Regions from separate parts of the Homo sapiens genome. Here region 2 is linked to region 1. The links are chromatin contacts, found by Hi-C in ENCODE. All regions are on one chromosome and are shown on one strand. Each heading gives the region's core, a stretch centred on a gene start or an enhancer-like site at or near the end of the contact. The rest is flanking DNA. Distances are from core to core; before and after follow the strand shown.

Region 1 (3,711 bases), core at 648-3,147:
TCCCCCAAAAGTCAGGACAAGTGGTAGATTAGTGATAAGGAAACTAGTGGGGCTCAGGGAAGGCAAGTGACTTGTCCAAGGTTATGCAGTGAGTGAGTCACCATTCTGGGCAGCCTGATCCCTCTGTCTACTGCAGCCAGGCCCTGTGCTCTCCTTACCCCTCTCGTGGACCCCAGGGCTCTGGGGACCAGATGCTAGCAGAAACACAGGCCCTTCCCTTGGGCATGGTGCCTGAACCTCCCCAGGTGCTCAGGGCCAGGGGCAGCAGCAGGGAGGAGGTTGGGGGAGACCCCAGCCCGTGCTCTCACTCCTTGCCCCCAACCCTAGGGCGCAAGATGCGGGTGTACCAGCGTGAAGAGGTCCCCGGCTGCCCCGAGGCCCACGCTGTCTTCCTAGAGCCTGGCCAGGTAGTGCAAGAGCAGGCCCTGAGCACAGAGGAGCCCAGGGTGGAGTTGTCTGGGTCCACCCGAGTGAGCCTCGAAGGTCCTGAGCGGAGGCGCTTCTCGGCATCGGAGCTGATGACCCGGCTGCACTCTTCTCTGCGCCTGGGGCGGAATTCAGCAGCCCGGGCACTCATCTCTGGGTCAGGCACCGGAGCAGCCCGGGAAGGTACCAGCTCCTCCCATGGGCCCTGAGGGCAGCCAGATGCCGGGTGGGGGTGGGGGTGGGCGATGCCCACTCACCGGCCGCCTGAGGCCGTCAGGGTGCCTGGGCCGGGGCCCAGGCCCCAGGCCCACTCTCTGGACCCCCCACCCTCAGTTCTCGCCCTCTCCAGGGAAAGCATCTGGAATGGAGGCTCGAAGTGTAGAGATGAGCGGGGACCGGGTGTCGCGGCCAGCCCCTGGTGACTCACGAGAGGGCGATTGGTCCGAGCCCAGGTACCACCTCCCGTTTGGGCTTGGGTCCGAGACAGGGTGCAGGCGAACTAGGGCCGTGACGCTCTCTCTTTCCTAGGCTAGACACACAGGAAGAGCCGCCTTTGGGGTCCAGGAGCACCAACGAGCGGCGCCAGTCTCGATTCCTCCTTAACTGTACGTGGGAGGGGGGTCCCTGGGAGGAGGTAACGGAGGAAGGGGCTGCGGTGTGGAAACGGGGAAAAGAGGGTTTGGAGAGTTGAGAGGTAGGGATCGAGTGAGAAACGGAGAATGGAACTGTCGGTATCTAGCACTCAGTAGGTGCTCAATTTGTTTATGGAATGAATGAATGAATGAATGAATTCACTGTGTCCAGATATCCGAACCGCGGCAAAGGTTAAGTGACGCGGGCTCTTGAGGGAACCGAGGAAAAGCCGGGCAGGGGCTGGCGGGCGCCCCACGCTCTCCCCCGCCCGTCTTTCCCCCAGCCGTCCTCTATCAGGAATACAGCGACGTGGCCAGCGCCCGCGAACTGCGGCGGCAGCAGCGCGAGGAGGAGGGCCCGGGGGACGAGGCCGAGGGCGCAGAGGAGGGGCCGGGGCCGCCGCGGGCCAACCTCTCCCCCAGCAGCTCCTTCCGGGCGCAGCGCTCGGCGCGAGGCTCCACCTTCTCGCTGTGGCAGGATATCCCCGACGTACGCGGCAGCGGCGTCCTGGCCACGCTGAGCCTGCGGGACTGCAAGCTGCAGGAGGTGGGCGCGCGCGGGGACCCGGCGGGGCGGGGGCGGGCCGGGGAGTACGCGGTCCGGGGACTTAGCGGGAACCGGGCCATAGAGGGAGGGGGACACACAAAGGGGGTTGCTGGCGCGACTGTCCGCGCGGAAGGTTGGCTCTAGGACCTGACTACACGAGGCCGTCTGGAAGCGAGGACAGCAAGCCGCTGAGCGAGAGGCGAGGGGAGCCGGGCTTGGGTGCGGGTAGGGGGCGGAGCCAGCGGGACGAAACCTAGGATAGGACAGGGCCGGATGAGGAGCGGAACCATTGGAAGAGCAAACGCCTGGTGGGCGCGGAACAAGGCGGGGCCAGGATCAGGGGCGGGACCTGGGGGGTGGGCGGGGCTCTGGGAAGAACGCGTCGGGGCGGGGCTTAGGAGAGGGGCGGGATCGAGGACAGGAAAGGCTTGCACAATTTCCCGCGGCGGGACGTGGGTCGCCGGGCCCGCCCGGCGCCAGATTAGGAGTGGGGCTAGAGAAGGGGCGAGGACGCGAGGTGTGGCGTCCTGGGGTCTGGGGATGTGAGGCCAGGGCCTCCGAGGTGAACTGGTCCTGCCCTTTCGACCCCGTGTGTGCCCTCCCTCAGGCCAAGTTTGAGCTGATCACCTCCGAGGCCTCCTACATCCACAGCCTGTCGGTGGCTGTGGGCCACTTCTTAGGCTCTGCCGAGCTGAGCGAGTGTCTGGGGGCGCAGGACAAGCAGTGGCTGTTTTCCAAACTGCCCGAGGTCAAGAGCACCAGCGAGAGGTGAAGAAGTGGTCTGGCCTGGCCCGGGGTGGGGACGGAGCCAGTGGTTGGCCAGCTCCCAGATCTGGGGTCTCCATCCTGGCTCTGACTCCTCAGGTTCCTGCAGGACCTGGAGCAGCGGCTGGAGGCAGATGTGCTGCGCTTCAGCGTGTGCGACGTGGTGCTGGACCACTGCCCGGCCTTCCGCAGAGTCTACCTGCCCTATGTCACCAACCAGGCCTACCAGGAGCGCACCTACCAGCGCCTGCTGTAGGGCTGGGGGCTCTGAAAGGGGCGGGGGCGTGGAGGGAGTCTCAGGCAGGTGTAGGCACTGAGGGCTGGGTGACGTAAGGTGACTCTGGGAGGGGAGGGGTCCCTGAAAAGGTCTCTGTGACCAGGATAAGGTGAGATGCAACCCCAAAGGGCAGTAAGGATGTGCTGAGAAGCCCCCTGAGGACCCCGTGGATGGCCAGGGTTGTGGATCCCAGGAATTCAGGCCTACCTGTGATTCCAGAGTCCTCCCCATTTTCCAGCCTGGAGAACCCCAGGTTCCCTGGCATCCTGGCTCGCCTGGAGGAGTCTCCTGTGTGCCAGCGTCTGCCCCTTACCTCCTTCCTTATCCTGCCCTTCCAGAGGATCACCCGCCTCAAGATGTTGGTGGAGGTACCTCGAGGGGACAGGCCACAGTGAGGGCTGGGCGAGGGAGATACACCTGTGGGCGGGCCGGGTCTCGGGAGTATGAGGACTGCCTCATTGTGCTGATCCCACCTTCCAGAACATCCTGAAGCGGACAGCACAGGGCTCTGAAGACGAAGACATGGCCACCAAGGCCTTCAATGCGCTCAAGGAGGTGAGCTGGGCAGGGCAGGGGCTGCTTGGCTCCTGAGGCCCCCCCTGGACCCCCAGCACGTCTCTAAAACAGCCCCCAGCTGTCAGAGTCTCCGGTCCCCAGGCAAGAGTCTGAGGCTGGGCTCTGGGAGCCGGAGCTGAGGGGCTGCAGGTGACCTCCCCACGGCTCCCCCAGCTGGTGCAGGAGTGCAATGCTAGTGTACAGTCCATGAAGAGGACAGAGGAACTCATCCACCTGAGCAAGAAGATCCACTTTGAGGGCAAGGTGTGTGTCTGCAGCCAGCGGGATGGGGACCCCAAGGGGCAGCTCTTGTTTCTTCCTTGCCCTGGGGGCTTCAGGCCAGTTAATCGCTGCCCACACCCTCCCATCTACCATCTTGTGCTCTCTGCCTGGTGCCCCTGGGCCTGACCCATCCTTCTCCATCCCTCTAGATTTTCCCGCTGATCTCTCAGGCCCGCTGGCTGGTTCGGCATGGAGAGTTGGTAGAGCTGGCACCACTGCCTGCAGCA
Region 2 (3,711 bases), core at 756-3,255, 230 kb after region 1:
AGAGACCATTATTCTAAATGAAGTAACTCAGGAATGGAAAACCAAATATCATATGCTCTCACTTTTAGGTGGGAGCTAAGCTATGAGGACGCAAAGGCATAAGAATGACACAATGGACTTTGGGAACTCAGGGGGAAAGGTGGGAGGGGTGAGGGATAAAAGACTACACTTTGGGTTGGCTGGGCGCAGTGGCTCACGCCTGCAATCCCAGCACTTTGGGAGGCCGAGGCGGGCGGATCACGAGGTCAGGACATCCAGACCATCCTGGCTAACACGGTGAAACCCCGTCTCTACTAAAAATACAAAAAATTAGCCGGGCATGGTGGCGGGCGCCTGTAGTCCCAGCTACTCGGGAGGCTGAGTCAGGAGAATGGCGTGAACCTGGGAGGCGGAACTTGCAGTGAGCCCAGATGGCGCCACTGCACTCCAGCCTGGGCAACAGAGCAAGACTCCATCTCAAAAAAAAAAAAAAAAAAAAAAAAAGACTACACCTTGGGTAGAATGTACACTGTTCAGGTCATGGGTCCCCCAAAATCACAGAAATCATCACTAAAGAACTTATCCATGTAACCAAACACCATGTGTTCCCCAAAAACTACTGAAATAAAAATTAAAAATATAGTTAAAAAGAACGGGTGAAGTTAGCCAGTTGTGGGTGCACATGCCTGTAGTCTCAGCTACTGGGGAGGTTGAAATGGGATGCTTAAGCCTAGGGGTTTCAGTCCAGCCGGGCAACATAGCGAGACCCCATCTAAAAAAAAAAAAAAGAAAGAAAAGAAAGACGGCCGGGCACGGCGGCTCACGCCTGTAATCCCAGCACTTTGGGAGGCTGAGGCAGGTGGATCACGAGGTCAGAAGATCGAGACCATCCTGGCTAACATGGTGAAACCCCGTCTCTACTAAAAATACAAAAAATTAGCCAGGTGTTGTGGCGGGCGCCTGTAGTCCCAGCTACTCTGGAGGCTGAGACAGGAGAATGGCGTGAACCCGGGAGGCGGAGCTTGCAGTGAACCGAGACAGCGCCACTGCACTCCAGCCTGGAAGACAGAGTGAGACTCTGTCTCCAAAAAAAAAAAAAAAACCTAAAGACAAGAAGGGGTGAAGTCAACTGCTGGGCTTTTTTGTTTCTCTAGCCATTGTGAAGACAGGAGTGAGTTGCCAGATTGGCATATGTTGCATCCCACTGAAGGCTAGTGGACATGAATCTCTAGGGAACAGTCTCCCCACTGCATACTTTCTTCAGCTGTGCTTGGCTGTTTGGGAGCTAACAAAGAGAAAAGGTGCATTTGGATTCACACAGCGTTGGTATTCTTACCAAATCCATGTGACAAAAAGGCAAGGGGGCAAAAGAGCTTACAGTAGTGGCAAGAGTGTTGTTAAAATTATAGATTATGGAAAATATGCAGGCCTAGAAGTAAACAAAGGAGAAAGCCCTCAGACTGTGAGAAAGTGGAGAAGTCAGTGGCCTAGAGCTACCAAAAAGGTAGAAGAGGGGCCACGGAGGGGCCATGCAAGTCTGCAGACACTTTTGTTTTCAGACACCTTTATTCACGTCCAAGACAATCAGGGAAGGGGATAATGTTCGGTTTAGAAGGTAGAAAAACACAACTGGGATCTGCAGCTTTGAAGCCACAAGTAGATTCATATCTCCGGTCCACCACTTACAAGATATGTGACCATGGACATTGATTTACACTTTTTGAGTCTGTTTTCCCTTTTTTAAAATTAGGAGAATAATACTATCTTATAATTGGTGTGAGGATTTAAAGAGATAATGCATGTAAAGCGCTTAACACAGTGCCTGGCACACAGTAAGAGCTGAACACATGATGTTACTGTTATATTTGGAAGAGAAACCAAGGCAGGGGTACAATGAGGACAACTCTGAGCGCCGAAGTACTGTAAGGTGGAACTTTTGGATAGCTAGGCGCATGCGTCTGTCTATGGGCGCTCTCCTAGCGAGGACGCTGCGCATGCGCCGGAAGTTGCAGCCGGGAAGCCTGCGAGGTCGGTTCCGCCCGACTCTAACATGGCGGCGCCCTTTGTCTGCTCTGGAGTGCCGTCCCCGGCCTTCTCGCGGCCGTGATGCACCTCCCTCTGCGGTGGGGTCCGGGACATGGCAGGTGAGTGTCAACAATCGCCCGGGGCCGGGGAAGTCCCGGGAGCCGGGGCGGAGGCGGCGGAGGATGGGGCGCGGTGGGACGCCGGTGACGGTTGTGTGGGGGAGGGGAGGGAAGTGGAATGGGACGCCAACCGGGGCTGAGGGGACACCGCTGGGCGGGAGATTGTGGGGTGGCGGGGCGGGGGGCGTCGCCGGGCGTGCTGGCGGGGAGTGGGCGGCCAGGCGACCGCCCGGGCGAGGGGGCGCGTGTCACCTCCCGGGCTGGATGACACCCCAGCTGGTAGCATCTCCGCCCCCGCCGCACGGCTGTCACCGCCCCTTGACCCCGCGCGCTGTCGAGGGTGGGCGTTCTGCGGCCGCGAGGGAGCGCAGTGCCGGGGCAGCTCCTGTCGGCCGGCCGGGGCGGGAGGGAGCGGGGCTGCCCGGGCCTAGGAGGAGCTGACAGAGGAGGCCGACGCTGTCCCTGTATAAAAGCATTTCATTCATTCATTCGTACTGCGGACGGTGGTTCAGCACCTGATAGATGGTGAAGCTAGAGCGAGTGATGCGGGCGGACTCGATCCTCCAGGATCCTCGATCCTGGAGTTAGGAGTGTGAACCGTGGAGCCCAGCAGCGGGGTTTGAATCCCCATTCCCTGCTGTGACCTTAGGCACTTTTGGCTTTTTCTCTCTGCCTGGGTTTATTCATCCTTTAAGCAGAGATGATAATAAAATCAGCCTCCTAAGATTGTAATAAAGGGGAAATGAGGCTCCTAGAACACTTATGGGTACAAAGTAAATGCTGTGTGTTTGTTGCTGTTATTAATTGTATCACCATTGTCACCCAGAGCTCAGAGACCCATGTGGGAGACATACAGGTAAATCAGCAATTCTGATACTGCTGCGAGGGCAGAAAGCCCTCCTTCCTCTGAAGCACGGAGTAGAGACACATCACTCAGCCTAGGGGGAATCCCGGGAGGCTTCTGTCCCCCAGAAAGCTAAGATCTAAGGGAAGCTCAGCGGAGTGAGGCAGGAAAACGGGTATTCCCAGTTAAGGGTGTAGTTTGTGAGAAAACTCATCTTCGTAGAGAGAGGAGAGAGAGATCAGGCTAAATAAAGAAGCAGACTGGGCCGGGCTCGTTGTCTCACGCTTGTAATCTCAGCACTTTGGGAGGCCCAGGCGGGCAGATCACTTGAGGTCAGGAGTTCGAGACCAGCCTGGCCAATATGGTGAAACCCCCGTCTCTACTAAAAATACAAAAATTAGCCGGTCGTGCTTGCGCGCGCCTGTAGTCCCAGCTGCTCAGGAGGCTGAGGTATGAGAATCGCTCGAACGCAGGAGGCGGAGGTTGCAGTGAGCCGAAACGGCGCCACTGCACTCCAGCCTGGGCGACAGAGCGAGATTCCGTCTCAAAAAAGAAAAAAAAAAAAAGCAGCAGCAAGCTGTGGTCTGGTCTTAGGGGACGTTGTAAACCTAGTTAAGGACTTTAAACTTTAGGTTAATGGGAAGCCATTTAAGAATCAGATCTGTGGCCAGGTGCGGTGGCTTACTCTGTAATTCTAGCACTTTGGGAGGCCAACGTGGGATGATCATTTGAGCCCAGGAGTTT

The links. A loop is a pair of places that touch in the nucleus more often than their neighbours do. Pooled maps may share reads with other maps.
Region 2: a loop to region 1 is called in a map of naive thymus-derived CD4-positive, alpha-beta T cell, with 3 times the contacts of the local background. The contact joins the promoter of ZBTB17 here to the enhancer-like site in region 1. A Hi-C loop is called at or near these places in 1 of 168 maps with a recorded cell type or tissue (naive thymus-derived CD4-positive, alpha-beta T cell), 3 of 37 single-sample maps with no recorded cell type and 8 of 50 pooled maps.

Annotation. Positions count from the first base shown.
Region 1 is chr1:16,204,842-16,208,552 of GRCh38, reverse strand. ARHGEF19 (Rho guanine nucleotide exchange factor 19) reads left to right here. Exons shown (of 16, transcript NM_153213.5): 3 at 328-609; 4 at 776-878; 5 at 955-1,031; 6 at 1,343-1,605; 7 at 2,213-2,373; 8 at 2,470-2,622; 9 at 2,886-3,015; 10 at 3,128-3,202; 11 at 3,377-3,466; 12 at 3,634-3,711. Among named protein-coding and RNA genes, the nearest start is that of ARHGEF19, 6.0 kb to the left of the region's middle. RefSeq lists enhancers at 1-287, 288-1,261 and silencers at 1,308-1,757, 1,958-2,027. Within about 2 kb of position 1,897, at least 39 of the 41 ENCODE cell types and tissues checked have a DNase peak (open chromatin) inside an H3K27ac peak, as active enhancers do.
Region 2 is chr1:15,974,395-15,978,105 of GRCh38, reverse strand. ZBTB17 (zinc finger and BTB domain containing 17) reads left to right here and starts at 2,005. Exons shown (of 16, transcript NM_003443.3): 1 at 2,005-2,123. RefSeq lists enhancers at 1,641-2,140, 3,032-3,141 and silencers at 2,142-2,241, 2,282-2,611.